Linked DNA regions of Homo sapiens: regions 2 and 3 are each linked to region 1. A link is an interaction called in ENCODE POLR2A ChIA-PET data of the cell type or tissue named here. Cell type or tissue: IMR-90. All regions are shown on one strand.

Region 1 (5,000 bases):
TGGGTTCAACCATGTCTGCTCCATGTTTGTTCCATGGGCAAATGGAGTTACTTTTGAGGAAATATGTGCATTAGTTATCTATTGCTACATAACAAATTACTCCAGAATTTAGCAGATTAAAACAACAGTTATTATCTCACAGTTCTGCAGATCAGAATTCAGGAGTGGCTTAACCGGGTGGTTCTGGTTCAAAATCTCTCACGAGGTTGCAGACAAGGTGTCAGCTGGGGCTGCAGCCCTATGAAGGCTCAATTGGGGCTGGAGTGTCTCCTTCCAAGATGGCTCTGTCCCATGGGTGTTGCAAGAGGCCTCAGCTCTTCGTCACTTGGTGTCTCCATAGGGCTTCTTGAGTGTCTTCATGACATGGCAGCTGGCTTCCTCAAGAGCAAACCAAGTGCATAGGTTTGCATGCACACTCACGTGAGAGAGTAAGAGAGAGAGAACAAACAAGAAGTCACAATAAATTGACCTAATTTTGGAAGTCACACAGTTTCGAAGTGGGCCTCTAAGTACAATCTACTTTTAAGGGCAGAAAAATTAATGTCCACCTTATGAAGGGAGGAATATCAAAGAATTTGTAGACATATTTTAAAAGCAGCACACCACGAGTCTCAGAAGTCATTGACATGAATGTGAATCTCCAGTCTGTCTCTTATTCATTGCGTTGCTGGGGACAAATTGATGAATCTTTGAACTTCAGTTTAGTCATTTATGAACTGAAACTCAAAATACCTACACTGCAGTGTTATTGATAGCATTAGAAATTCTGCTTATAATATATCTCAAAGAGTTCCTAGCCTAAAGTTCGTGCTAAATAAAGAGTAGATATGGGGATGATAATGACCGTCATGGGGATGATGATAAATAACCTTGGGTAAGTGACACAGTCTCTTTGCACCTCATTTGGTTTATAATATGTACACCATGGAACTGTATCAAGAATAAATACTGTAATTTATGGAAAAGAAGTTCCTGGCAGAAAGTATATTAATTTCCCCACTCTTTTGAAGAAACACCAATAAAATGATATTTTGGCTGTTTTTGTTGCTACAATGCATCATGTTTAAAAAACCATTAACGTCATAAATATTAAAATTTCTAGAGCACAACCACTGGAAAAAATAGAGGACTCACACCGTAAAATCCACTGATCTAGACAAAAGTGCTCATCTCTCCATTAGAGCAACGATTTTCTTGTGTGATTTATTGCACTGATTGGTGGTTCTGTGTCAGCCGGTCCTTTCTCGGAATTATACCTTGAGATGACATTTATCATGTCCCCTAAAATACACACTTACACACACAGATACACATCAATCTGTCATTTAGTACATTGCCATCATCCAAAAATAATTATTCTCTGGATGATGACTTGACTGGATATGAAAATGGATGGAAAATATCATAGAGTGAGGCATTTGATGGCAGATGCTTTTTCACTCTTTCAAAATGATGCTTTGCCGGGAAGCCAGCGGGACTTTTGGTATGATATTGGGGTGAAAGAGTTGCCTGGTGTTGCGTAGCTTCCCAATGGGGCGATCAAATCTCAGAACCCAAGCTCAGAACAGTAGCAGAGTGGCCCAATCACCACTATTTTTTTTTTAAGCTGGGTCCCTTGTCTCCCAAAAACCATTTAATTGAGCAGTTCCTGGCAAGGTTACTCCAGCAAAGCACTGTCTACGTGTGGTAATTTCAAGGTTCCAGGAATTTAAGATAATGTTGGCAAAGCTACCATTAATTTGAGGAGCAAGGGAAAGCAGTGTTGTAACAGTGATGCAAATGTGGGAAGAACTAGGAACAAAGGCCATCATGTTCAGGTCTCCCTTCCTTTCCACCTCCTTAGTCAAAGGCAGGGTGGGTGGAGAAGGTTCCAGTTTTCCCTGGAATGAATTGTCAAGACTTTCCCCTCCAGGCTTGAAACATGTTCCCCTCTGAGCCACTCAGCACTTGTCAAACCGGTCTTTACTTGAAAGACACACGGCATCAACATGAAGGTTGTCACATAAGTTCCCCTCTCCCCAGTTTCTGAGGGTTTTGAAAGATGTCACATCCTGCCTCTGGAGCCAGCAGAGCAGAGTCTGCAGCCAGTCCTGCAGGGGAAGCTGCCAGGGGGCCAGAGACCCCCCCCCCCACCCCCACCGCCCCCCGCTCTGGAGAGGGTCCCTGGCTGGTTTCTGTAGAGCAAATGAAGGAGAAAACTACAGACAAGGCAGGTGAGGGGAGACAAAGCAGGCAACAGGAGAAGTCAGTTTTATGGAGCTTGCAGACCTGAGCTCAAATATTAAAAATGCTTTCATCAGTCTTCTTAATCCAAAGAAATTCTTTTTGGCTTAGATGGGAGGAAAAATCAGTCCCTTAAGGGGAAAGCAAGAGGAGAAGGAGGTAATAAGGATGTGAGTCAGACGCAGGGAATTGCTGGCAAATGCATTCGTTTTGGGAGGCAGAGGAGGACTGTTTTCAAGCTGCTCTAACGTTACAGGCCACTGATAACACCCGCCTGCTTTTTATTGATTTCTCCCTTTAGTTATTAAAAGGTTTGATTCCATTAAGTGGGGGAAAGGTGAGGAAAAAAGAGCCATTTTTTTTTCATGCTTATTTTTTTCTCCTCTGGGGAATAAGCGGCACTTGGGCTCCAAAGCTGTGTTTTTCTTTGGGTTTTGCCTTTTAATAGGGGTTGAAGAAAGTGGTTATAGACATTTGAGGGGAAATAAAGCCTGTGGTTTATTAACAGGGCTGGTTTTAATCAGCAGTGATTTGACTAGGGTAACATTAGAGCTGCAACAATGATAGCTGATACTATGATTTTCTATGCTTTTAACCCCAGACTGAAGTCTTGTGGGTTCATGGACAGAATTCATTTGTTCCCCTGGCCAGGCTGTGGGGAGGAGTGTTCTGTGACAGCCTCAGGTAAGGGGAGGAGAGGGCTGGGGACTGGGGTAGATGCCTCAGGGGTTCTTCCCTGCTGGAATTCCAGCTGCTGGGAAGCAAGCTTCACAGATGGAGGGTTTTGAAGGACCAAAATGGAAGGTGGGTTTGGGACCCCATTTGGCCACTCTGTGTCTAGATCCAGATGGATAAATATTCATGAGCTTATCTTTCCAGACCTGAGGCAAAATCTCAGATCATGACACCTTACACTCTTATTAGGAAAGTCAAGAAAGAATAGGCCACTTCCCAGGTGGAAGGCTGCTCTCAAGTGAAACCTAGTCTTGTCCTACCCAGGATGAAATCTTTCGGAACTTTCGCACCCAGCCCATTATTTACTATAGCCACTGCCAAATCACTGCTAACATCCCAACAAATTTGGGATAAAGATCAAACTCCTATATTAGTCACCAATTATGATTTGCCATCTCTGCAGCCAGCAGTAGCAACAGGATTTCTGGGAATGTTCTCTTTAAAAGTAAGACACTTTATTTTTCAGCATATTTTCTAAAAAAGGAGAAAAAGAAGATCAACATTTACCCGTGTCAACTACAAGACCTGCCTGCTTTGAAGATGAATAAGGTCATTTACAAAAGCTTATGGAGAGGCCCATGAGTGCGGGGCTGATGGGGGGAGTGTGAGTGGATGGACTCAGCCCCCAACAGTCCTCTTGATTTTCTGTAACATTCTGTGTTCATGTGTTTACATATATACAAGCTACTCTTCCCAGCAGTAGAAGAGTGCTTGCTCTCTTGCTCTTGTTCTTCTGCTGTCTTGTTCTTGTTTCTTGTTCTCTTGTTGTTGTTCTCCCAACTGAGAAGCACTGACCAATCCCCAGTCTCTCTCCCTTGGTGCCCCGTGTGAAAGGGGCAGGTAAACAGGAGATGGTGCCTGAGATGAGAACAGAACCAATATGTGGTACAGGGAGGAATCTGAGAGGTCCCCTAGCTTGAAGTCAGAGTTAACTCACTCCACCCACCCCCCATCTCTTGCTTCCTCCTCCCCCTCCTCCCTGACCACATCCCCTCCTATCACTCTGCAGTGGCATCTCTTGAAGGAAGTGCTCACTTCACAGCAATAACTCCCTCTCGGCAGCTGCCCCTGCCCCTGACTGCACGAGGTGACCTGCAGGAGCCAGGTCTTACCATCCTGGCTGAGGAGTGGATGCCCAGCTCTGGAGCAATAGATTGTCTGTCTCAGGAATATGAGATCCTGGGACTCACAGAGGGCAGGATTTGTTAGCGTGGAGTCCCATTAATGACAGTATTCTAGAGCAGTAGTTGCCAAGCATTTTTTTTTCCATTATGCTTGGGTGAAAAAAAAAATGGGACACATGTTCCTAATATGTTTATATTTATAGGTTATCTACATGTATTACTATTACTAGCTAATATCTCAAGACCTACTATATACTTAAGGTTTTTAAAATGGAAGGTAAATATGGCCCAGTAGTAATGAGCACACTTAGCACCCAGATCTTAGTTTCTAATACTGTTCTCCAGTGAGGAGAACCACAACTCACTGGACAAATGTGTGATCCTAGGATTGGGAAATGAAAGGAGCATCTTATAGTCCCCCAAATAAGGAATTGCCCAAACAATAACAAGAACAATATCGTAATATTAATAATAATGGGGAATGTCAAAGGGACACAGGAGCCAACTGAAAGAGCTACCAATGGCCAAAGTTGGAACAATTTGGGCAAGAAAATAAATAAAATAGTATAGTGTCATAACCCAAAGTATAACATAAATATCCGTGAATTCACACAGATATAAGTAAGTGATTGAATAAATAAATGGGGGAGGAGAGCAAGTTTTATGTGCAGAAGGTTTCCAAATAATTTATGGAGATACTCTGCCATTGAAGAGGTGAAACATCCCTTCCCACTGATAAGGGTGGGCCACACATTGTGACTTCCTTCAAAAAGGTACGGTATGGAAAGGGGACGGGGAGAAAGAGCGGGTTTACTGGGTTTACAGTGGAGAAACCTGACAAGCAGTACCCCAGTCAGTGACTGAGGGCAACATCTACAGTGATAAGACACGCTGATAAGATACACCCTTGATAGAATG
Region 2 (5,000 bases), 120 kb before region 1:
GGCCAGAAAAGGTGGTGCAGTGGAATTGTTGGAAATGGGTGGGTGTCCAAGAATCAGACAGAGGAAGGAGAGGATTCCTAAGTGGGGTGGAGGCAGCTCCAGGAAAGAGCTGACTCAGGAATGAAGGTGGCAGGCATGGGAAACCATGAAGCAGAAAAATTGCAGGCTGGTGGAAAATGCCTTTGGGTAGGTAAGAAATGAAGGGTAGAATGGTTAATTTTATGTGTGTCAACTTGGCTGGGCCATGGTGTCCAGAAAAACATTATTAGGATAAACATTTTGGATGTTTCTGTGAAGGTGTTTTTTTGGGGTGAGATTAACATTTATGCTTGGTCTGACAAATAAGATGTCAGTGGAAATGGCCTTTCCCTGGTGCCAGCTGTGGCCAATTATTTTTTAGTGAGGCAGTTTAACAACTGCCTGACCATCATCTGATTGTCACCTGACATTTCTGATGGGGGACGGGGTGGGGGCTGGGGGGAGCCCTCTCCTGCCTTGCTCTCATGTCTAACTAGTGACCTACTGTAAGAGTATGTAAGATGAATTGAAAATGAAAAAAGTCCGGAAATAACATAGAAGCCTGAAAGATTGGTGCATGAATTCATTTATTCATTCTGTCAATCAAGCATTAAGTCTTGAATATATCACTGTGGCATACTTAACGTATGTCAGGGTAATAGATGAGAACAAGAGTCAGGTCCTTTGCCTTCGTAGGGCTCTTAGAATTGAGTGAGGGAGACACACATTAAACAAACACACATTAATATTTACTTAAAAAGTATAATAAACACTATTAAAATGAAGAGACTGCTCATAAGAACAAAAAATAAATTAGTGACATAATTCTCAAGAAGGAAGAGAAAGGGTATATTTAAGAGAGATAGCAAAGGAATAATAACAGGGTTTGGAAATATTTTGGGAATCAACATGTAGGGATTTGAAGAGTCAAAGATGGCCCCAAGGTATCTAGGCTGGGAGGAAACTGTTCTGTCCAGTTCCCTACATTCTGGACTTTGATGATTGTATCTGCTGGTGTCATTTGCCATGTTCTTCTAGCCCTGTGTTTCCTGTAAACTGTTAGCTTCACCTGGAGCCTTGATTAGATTCAGGTTCAATGTTTGTGGCTAGAATGTATCACAGATGGGGGCTCTCTCCTCCCTATTGCCTCACAGTAGGAGGTGACTACTATTTGATAGCCATTGTTTGAGGTTAATGTTGATCAGTGGCTTAAGGTATTGCCAGCCTGACCCATCCATTCTACAGTTCCTTATCAGTCTTTCACCTGATGGTTCTATTAACCACTGATGATCATTAAGGGCTGGAAAAGGATGACTTTCTAATTCCGTGATTCCGTCTGTATTTATTGGCTAGAATTCCCTCACTGCTGTCCCAAAGCAGAACAACTAGGCATTTATGAGGGCATATGAGAGGGATTTGCCCTTGGGCCCTTGTGGGAGCCGGTGAGATGGTCTTTGTGCCTGGTGTTGAAACAGTTGGAAGGGACAGAGCATCAAAGTGGGGACAGCAAGGACAAGCTGGGACCCACCAGCAGGAGCAAGACCATGGGGATGGACTAGAGCTCTTGTCAGTCTCTCAGCTCTTTCCACCTCAATGATGTGGGTGGTCTCTAGCAAAGAAGGTACCTGGCTCAGGGGTTGGAGAAGGTGAAGGAGAATCTGGGGAAATGGAGCAGCTGCAGGCCCAGCTGCTGCCTGTGTCAATAGGAAGTTCCACAGAGAGAAGCGGGAGCTGCAGTAGCACCTACGAGACCTCCACCAACCTTCTGAGTGTAATATTATCAGGCTGCTTCACTTCCACCTTCCAAATCTCTCACAAAATGTCTTTGGTGGCCCTCCTTCAATTCTGCTTAGTCTTTATCTCAATCACATGAGCAGGATGCCCCATTTCTTTCTTGCTGTTATATCAATTGGGCATTACAGCTGTAACACCAGCTCTAACAAGGATTCTTTGCACCAAGTTAACAATGCTTAAATATTATTCCTTTCTTCTGTCATTACAACAACAAAGTTTCATAATTAGGCCTTTCCTGTAGAGTCACCATTTTGTTATGAAGGGGGCAGACTTGAAGTAGTAAATTATAGTTTTAGTGAAAACACATTTTTCCACCAGGGTGAGGATATGTGGTTACAACACTCCCTCAAATGAATAAAAACCCAAACAAACCAAAAATTCCTGTCCCAAAGTATCAGAAAATGGATCTTTCTGTGAACTCACTAGTGATGGTGGTAAGATGTGCAGATATAGTTTATTGCTGATGCTGAATCATATACAAGAAACACACCATCTCCTAAAGACTATGCTGGATTTCAAGCATTCTTTCAGGTATTATAGTTGAATGTAGCAACAACAATTAAGGTAATCTAATTAGAAGCTTAGAATACTCCTTAATTCGCATCTCTGTGGTGCCTTTTGCAGAAGAAATTCCACTGCTCTCAAAGGAGGTTTCAAATCCTTAGAAAGGTGATTTCTATTCATTGGTTTAATTTTGATTCTTAATCTCCTCTCGGAATAATTTCCACACTTCTGAAAGTTGACTTCTATTCTGCCCTAACTAGCTCTGTGATCATACTCATAGGCTCCAGAGCCCCACCTGTCACATCTTGAAATGATAGGGTTGGACATGGATGGTTCTTAATGCTTCTAATGGCTTTAACGATATGTGTGACTATGACAGATTAAATGACCACTTTCCCATAACCATCGGGTTTCTCTCTCCATGCTGCCAGAAGACAAATTTATGGCCCCATGTGACCTATAATTAGTACTAAGCTTATTTCTGGCTCAACTTAATACATACTTTTGTTTTCTCTTTATTATTTCTCTTATCTAGAGCTTTTTCATGCTCTTTCATTGTTCTTTATGTTACTCCTGCAAACTATCTTAAATAAACTTTGGAAAACAGTAGGGTATAAATAAATACGCATTTATTCCTATTTTATAATACAGAATTAACAATACAAGATTATAATTATGAAATCACTTCCCAATGACTCGATGTAGAAAATTGAAAATGGATTTCTTTCTTTCTTTCTTTCTTTTTTTTTTTTGTGAGCTGGAGTCTCGTTCTGTTGCCCAGGCTGGAGTGCAGTGGTATGATCTCGACTCACTGCAACCTCCGCCTCCCGGGTTCAAGTGATTCTCCTGCCTCAGCCTCTCAAGCAGCTGGGACTACAGGCGCATGCCACCATGCCCGGCTAGTTTTTTTTTTTTTTGCTTTCTTTTTTTTTTTTATTATGCTTTAATTTCTAGGGTACATGTGCACATTGTGCAGGTTAGTTACATATGTATACATGTGCCATGCTGGTGCGCTGCACCCACTAACTCGTCATCTAGCATTAGGTATATCTCCCATTGCTATCCCTCCCCCCTCCCCCCACCCCACAACAGTCCCCAGAGTGTGATATTCCCCTTCCTGTATCCATGTGATCTCATTGTTCAATTCCCACCTATGAGTGAGAATATGTGGTGTTTGGTTTTTTGTTCTTGCGATAGTTTACTGAGAATGATGATTTCCAATTTCATCCATGTCCCTACAAAGGACATGAACTCATCATTTTTTATGGCTGCATAGTATTCCATGGTGTATATGTGCCACATTTTCTTAATCCAGTCTATCATTGTTGGACATTTGGGTTGGTTCCAAGTCTTTGCTATTGTGAATAATGCTGCAATAAACATACGTGTGCATGTGTCTTTACAGCAGCATGATTTATAGTCCTTTGGGTATATACCCAGTAATGGGATGGCTGGGTCAAATGGTATTTCCAGTTCTAGATCCCTGAGGAATCGCCACACGGACTTCCACAATGGTTGAACTAGTTTACAGTCCCACCAACAGTGTAAAAGTGTTCTTATTTCTCCACATCCTCTCCAGCACCTGTTGTTTCCTGACTTTTTAATGATTGCCATTCTAACTGGTGTGAGATGGTATCTCATTGTTGTTTTGGTTTGCATTTCTCTGATGGCCAGTGATGATGAACATTTTTTCATGTGTTTTTTGGCTGCATAAATGTCTTCTTTTGAGAAGTGTCTGTTCATGTCCTTTGCCCACTTTTTGATGGGGTTGTTTGTTTTTTTCTTGTAAATTTGTTTGAGTTCATTGTAGATTCTGGATATTAGCCCTTTGTCAGATGAGTAGGTTGCAAAAATTTTCTCCCATTTTGTAGGTTGCCTGTTCACTCTGATGGTAGTTTCTTTTGCTGTGCAGAAGCTCTTTAGTTTAATTAGATCCCATTTGTCAATTTTGTCTTTTGTTGCCATTGCTTTTGGTGTTTTAGACATGAAGTCCTTGCCCATGCCTATGTCCTGAATGGTAATGCCTAGGTTTTAGGTCTAACGTTTAAGTCTTTAATCCATCTTGAATTGATTTTTGTATAAGGTGTAAGGAAGGGATCCAGTTTCAGCTTTCTACATATGGCTAGCCAGTTTTCCCCGCACCATTTATTAAATAGGGAATCCTTTCCCCATTGCTTGTTTTTCTCAGGTTTGTCAAAGATCAGATAGTTGTAGATATGCGGCATTATTTCTGAGGGCTCTGTTCTGTTCCATTGATCTATATCTCTGTTTTGGTACCAGTACCATGCTGTTTTGGTTACTGTAGCCTTGTAGTATAGTTTGAAGTCAGGTAGTGTGATGCCTGCAGCTTTGTTCTTTTGGCTTAGGATTGACTTGGCGATGCAGGCTCTTTTTTGGTTCCATATGAACTTTAAAGTAGTTTTTTCCAATTGTGTGAAGAAAGTCATTGGTAGCTTGATGGGGATGACATTGAATCTGTAAATTACCTTGGGCAGTATGGCCATTTTCATGATATTGATTCTTCCTACCCATGAGCATGGAATGTTCTTCCATTTGTTTGTATCCTCTTTTATTTCCTTGAGCAGTGGTTTGTAGTTCTCCTTGAAGAGGTCCTTCACATCCCTTGTAAGTTGGATTCCTAGGTATTTTATTCTCTTTGAAGCAATTGTGAATGGGAGTTCACT
Region 3 (5,000 bases), 210 kb before region 1:
GGAAATGCAGGGAGCCCAGGAATATTCAGTGAGCACTAATGGCCTCTGCTGCCCTTGGTTTTTAGGAGACAGAGAGGTGTAAATTAAAAGCCAGCGCTATGTTTTCCACTTTTATTTATCTAGGCTTCATTACAACTAGTCTTGCAAGGGACTCTGTGGGGAAAGTGTTTTTCTTTTCATGGTGAAACAAGTTTGGCAAATGCTGTGTATTATATTTACCTCATCCAATTTATGATGTGCAATTATTTATTAAAGGTTTTAAAAAGTTCAACATCAAAGAAACTGGTTATAAAAGACAAGAAATCAAGCTGTGAATCTAATTTATTTATTTGATAAATATTTTTTGAACACCTTCTATTAATATTTGCCAGGTATTGAGCTAGAATTTTGGGGGGAATTAGATGAATAAGGCCTTTTTCTTATCCACCAGGAGACTAATTCCAGGGAAGGCGTATAAAGTAATTCCCTAAGTGTACTCTCATTACAACAGGGGACACATATATTACCTATTCACCAATGGGTGTCTGTATCTTTTTGTGCCAAAGCAAGTTTTGTAACTCACTTGAACACATTTTGGGTGTTATTTTGCAATCTATTCATCCTGTAGTAGGCAGGCAATTTAAAAATACAATGACACCAGTTTACTTTCTAGTAGTTGGCATTTTCCTTAACAGTATACACTGTAAAACATCTATGTTTTAAAGATCAAATACTGGCCAGGGGCAGTGGCTCATGCCTGTAATTCCAGCACTTTGGGAGGCCGCGGCAGGCGGATCACCTGAGGTCAGGAGTTTGAGACCAGCCTGGCCAACATGGTGAAACCCTGTCTCTACTAAAAATACAAAAATTAGCCGGGCGTGGTGGTGTGCGCCTATAATCCCAGCTACCTGGGAGGCTGAGGCAAGAGAATCCCTGGAACCTGGGAGGCAGAGGCTGCAGTGAGCCAAGATCACGCCATTGCACTCCAGCCTGGGCGACAGAGCAAGACTCTGTCTCAAAAAAAAAAAAAAAAAAAAAAAAATTAAAATACTATAGGATGCCAATCACATAACAACACATACTAGAGTGACACAAATTTTAAAAATTAGAACAGTGATGCATTCTTTTAATAAAAAATATTAAACAACCCCAAAGAAAATATACATTAATTCTTAGATTTTTGCCTACAACCATTAGTCTAATTTTCCTAGTATATCTTTCTGGAAGAAACTACTGTTACTAGTTTTTTCCAGAGATAGTTTGTGTATATACTATATTACACATACATATATAAAATACCTCTTTTATTACATATACAAATTTGTAGTATTCTTTCATTTTTATCATGTATAATATGTATCTCTTTTTAAAACATAAATATTAAACTATCGTAAGTTCTATTCGACACTGTCTAAAAAAATTTAAAATATATCTAGAATTGCATTCTGTGTGCATGCGTGTGTGTGACTGTACATACGCTCACTCATATGCCCTGGGTGTACCACAATTTATGTAACTAGCTCCCTACTGATAGTCATTTAAGTCAAAATGGTTTCTAGAGAAGTTTATTTTTAAAAAACTTCATGTGTTTGAATCTTTTAAAAAGCAGCCAAAGTAAGCTAATGCATCCCTAAAAATGTGGTTCTTGTGAGACATTTTTAATACTCCAGTGGGTTTTTAAAAGGATACAAACTTATAGCTAGACAGGAGGGATAGGTTCTGGTGTTCCTCAGCTCTGTAGGGTGACTATGGTTAACAGTAAAATATGATATAGTTCCAAATAGCTAGGAGGATTTTGAATGTTCCCAACACAAAGAAATGATAAAAGTTTGAGATGATGGATATGTGAATTATTCTGATCTGATCCCTACATTACACATATCATAACACTGCTATGTACTCCATGAATATGCACATATTTATCAACATATTATGTGTCAATTTTAAAAAGCTTTTAAACAAAAAGTAAAAATTCTGGATTAAAAAAATACATAAGGTCCAGGCACAGTGGCTCACACCTGTAATCCCAGCACTTTGGAAGGCAGCGGCGGATGGATCACCTGAGGTCAGGAGTTTGAGACCAGCCTGGCCAACATGGCGAAACCCCGTTTCTACTAAAAATAGAAAAATTGGCTGCGCGTGGTGGCAGGTGCCTGTAATCCCAGCTACTTGGGAGGCTGAGGCAGGAGAATCGCTAGAACCCGGGAGGCAGAGGCTGCAGTGAGCCAATATCGTGCAATTGCACTCCAGCTGGGGTGACAAGAGTGAAACTTCATCTCAAAAAAAAAAAAAAAAAAAAAAAAAAGAAAAGTAAGAATATAACCTAAGAGTTTGCTTCACATCTGTGTGTATAAATATGTATGGATGTGCAACTTAAAAATATGTGGCTATTTTATCTTTTTAAAGGTTAATTGATTTAGATGTTAGGCTCACTAAAAGATAGTGTTCAAGATTCATCCGTTTCTGAATTCATAGAAATATACCCGGACATAGCATGGGCATATATTGATACATGGAAATAACTATTGGTGATAGTTCCACAGCCTTGGTGGGATTTTTACAAAGATGTTAATTTCGTTAATTGTATCCAAAATTACTAATACTTTCCGAGTTGTTATGAAAACATGTAGCATTGGGAACACAGACATTTAGGAAAAAGGGTGAATATGTTTCGCTGTGGATATTCAGTGCAGGTAGAAAAAGGGAGCAGAAAGAATGTTACTTGTATCTCCTTTAAGACAAAGCCAGCTGCCTGGAAATACTGAAGGAGGACTCTGGCCAGAGATCTTCCACCTGCCAGGGCAACCAGCAATGACTCCCATCTTCAAAGTGATTTATGAACTTTAATGGAGATTCGCAAGAGCCCCAGAAGGCAGAGAGGTTATAATTACTCCATTTACAAATGGGAGATGGAGACACAAATAGGTTAAGTGCTTTGCCGCAGGCGCCCCGCTGTTGCTTCTGGAGTTCCACAGCAGAGGGGCCTGCTTCCCCAGCTCGCTCACACCCCAGCCCTGGGTGGCCTTCCTCTCCTTCCCAGGGTCTCTACCACTGCCCTGCAGAGAACAGCTCTGTACCAGAAAGCCCAGGGCCAGGTCTCCACTAGGAGAGAAAGGTAGAGAATTAGGGTCAGAGGGGAGGTAATTCAGACTCCACTGCAGGCATTCTCATTAGGAGTCTAAGCGCCAAGGCTGAGTCTGTCTTTCCATATGGATATGCACCCCGTGGACATTCAAGAACCTGCTGGTAATCATACCAATTACCCAGATTATAAAGGCGATGAGTATCCTTTCCCCTTAGCTATTTAGATAATCATCAGATTTGACTTTTCCAAAGACTTGGCTGAATCCAGATTTCAAACTAAAACAAAGGTTTTTCTCTCATCACCCACCTGGTGGTTAATTTCTTCCAGGATGTCACTTTAAAATGCAAAGCAGAGAGCTGAGAATATTGCATGACTACCAGAAAGGAATATATAGACTGGCATCTGGCAATTGGGATTACGCTGAGCCAAGAAATGGATAATGGAACCTACCTCAATCTTTGTCCAAATCCTAGAACATTCAGATATAATAGTTGTTAATATTGCTGGAATTTCTGAAGGTGAAAAACTATGTAAAAGAAAGTGCAAAGAGAAACTCATTAATAAATATAATTTATTCATTTGCTAGCAGCTGGGGAGAGGGTAAGTGTTGGGAAGGATAGCAATCAGAGAGAAAGTAGATTTTTTATTTTTTTATTTTTTATTTTTAGAAAACAGTGCTTTATTATAGCTCTAGAATTAATAAATAACCTGAAACCAACTGCCTATAATCTACAGCAGTGGGGACCACAAATGGGCAAACTAATGGAAGGACCATGATGACGGGACTTGGACACACACATCACTTAGGGAGACAAATCTAGAAGTCTCCCTTTCAAACTGCCTTCCAACAGACACCCAGCATAGTTATTCCTGTTTCAGAGATAGCACCCAAAGACAAAGGCCAGAGCTTATCGTATAAATGCCTTGTTTGCCACTGTCACATTGTATTTTCCTTATAACAACAAATAATAGTTAACAAAAAATAAGAACTACCACAGAAAATAACAAAAGAATACAATGATTGGTATTTTTTCCCACCTACATTTTGGGAGTTTTAGAATTTAGATAAATTTCACTGGGCTCTCTGCTTCTTTCTCTTTCCCTGAATTCCTAACCCACTGAATAACCTTCAGTGTTTATTTAAATTTTCATTTTCTCTTGAAGTGTTCTGGTTACGTCTGCAGATGTTGAAATTGCTTTACAAAAACGTACACATCTCTAGTATTAAAAGATGCTTTTTAAACCTCACAATTTAAAAAATTAATTCCTCTTATATTTGTACATAGATTACTCAGAAAGTTCCTTTAGAAATAAATTCCAGTGACACTGATTTTTTGTTTTTTTTTTTGCATTTTTATTTCAATGAAAAATCTCACTGCTTTTTTTCTTGCATTTGATTGCCCAGCATTTGGTTCCTTTTCCTCTCTGATTGGCTGCTGGTTGTGGTGCAGGCTCCTGCTTCATCATTTTGCATTCTCTCCTTGGTCTTAGGTGTTCTTTCAGCCAGGACCAGGGCCTTCCTGCTCCAGCGAAGCTCATCCACCTGTGGGTCAAGCAACTCCATCTGTCCTCAGGACGCTTTTTGAACACTGGCTCACTTCAGAGCCATAAATGCCTAGGTATGTGAGTTAATCCAGTCTCCTTGGCTGATACAATCCATGACAGGATCACAAGCTGCAGGGTAATAAACATCATTTGGGTGCTAATAAATTTCAAGCTTTGAAAGTAGGTGTTTATGTCTAGCAAGAGATAATGTTGGCAGAAGGGAACTTTCCTGGGGTGTCTGTACATTGTTTTGTAGGAAAGACACCAGTGGCCTGGCAAGATAAATGATCTGAGGTTTCAGGTAGAAGGGACAGGGAGTTATTTAGTAGCAAGAGCCTTGGGCCTACCCAACTGACTTTCCCATGCCAGTCGCAGCTCTGCCCCTGGTATT

The links. Peaks named below come from ENCODE experiments on the same cell type or tissue, not always from the same donor. Only the 100,000 strongest peaks of a DNase experiment are listed, where the experiment ranks them.
Region 2: POLR2A ChIA-PET joins it to region 1 with 5 read pairs; 2 of 35 experiments call an interaction of 5 or more read pairs at or near these places.
Region 3: POLR2A ChIA-PET joins it to region 1 with 6 read pairs; 1 of 35 experiments calls an interaction of 5 or more read pairs at or near these places.

The regions. Positions count from the first base shown.
Region 1 is chr9:86,719,601-86,724,600 of GRCh38, forward strand. No RefSeq gene overlaps it. Among named protein-coding and RNA genes, the nearest start is that of LINC02834, 14 kb to the left of the region's middle. In IMR-90, no CTCF peak of the experiment used is centred here; a DNase peak (open chromatin) is centred at 2,401; H3K27ac peaks cover 2,271 bases.
Region 2 is chr9:86,602,815-86,607,814 of GRCh38, forward strand. No RefSeq gene overlaps it. Among named protein-coding and RNA genes, the nearest start is that of LINC02834, 100 kb to the right of the region's middle. In IMR-90, no CTCF peak of the experiment used is centred here; no DNase peak of the experiment used is centred here; H3K27ac peaks cover 220 bases.
Region 3 is chr9:86,508,898-86,513,897 of GRCh38, forward strand. The region is part of intron 1 of LOC102724080 (a long non-coding RNA gene); the gene reads left to right. Among named protein-coding and RNA genes, the nearest start is that of TUT7, 160 kb to the left of the region's middle. In IMR-90, no CTCF peak of the experiment used is centred here; a DNase peak (open chromatin) is centred at 4,244; H3K27ac peaks cover 935 bases.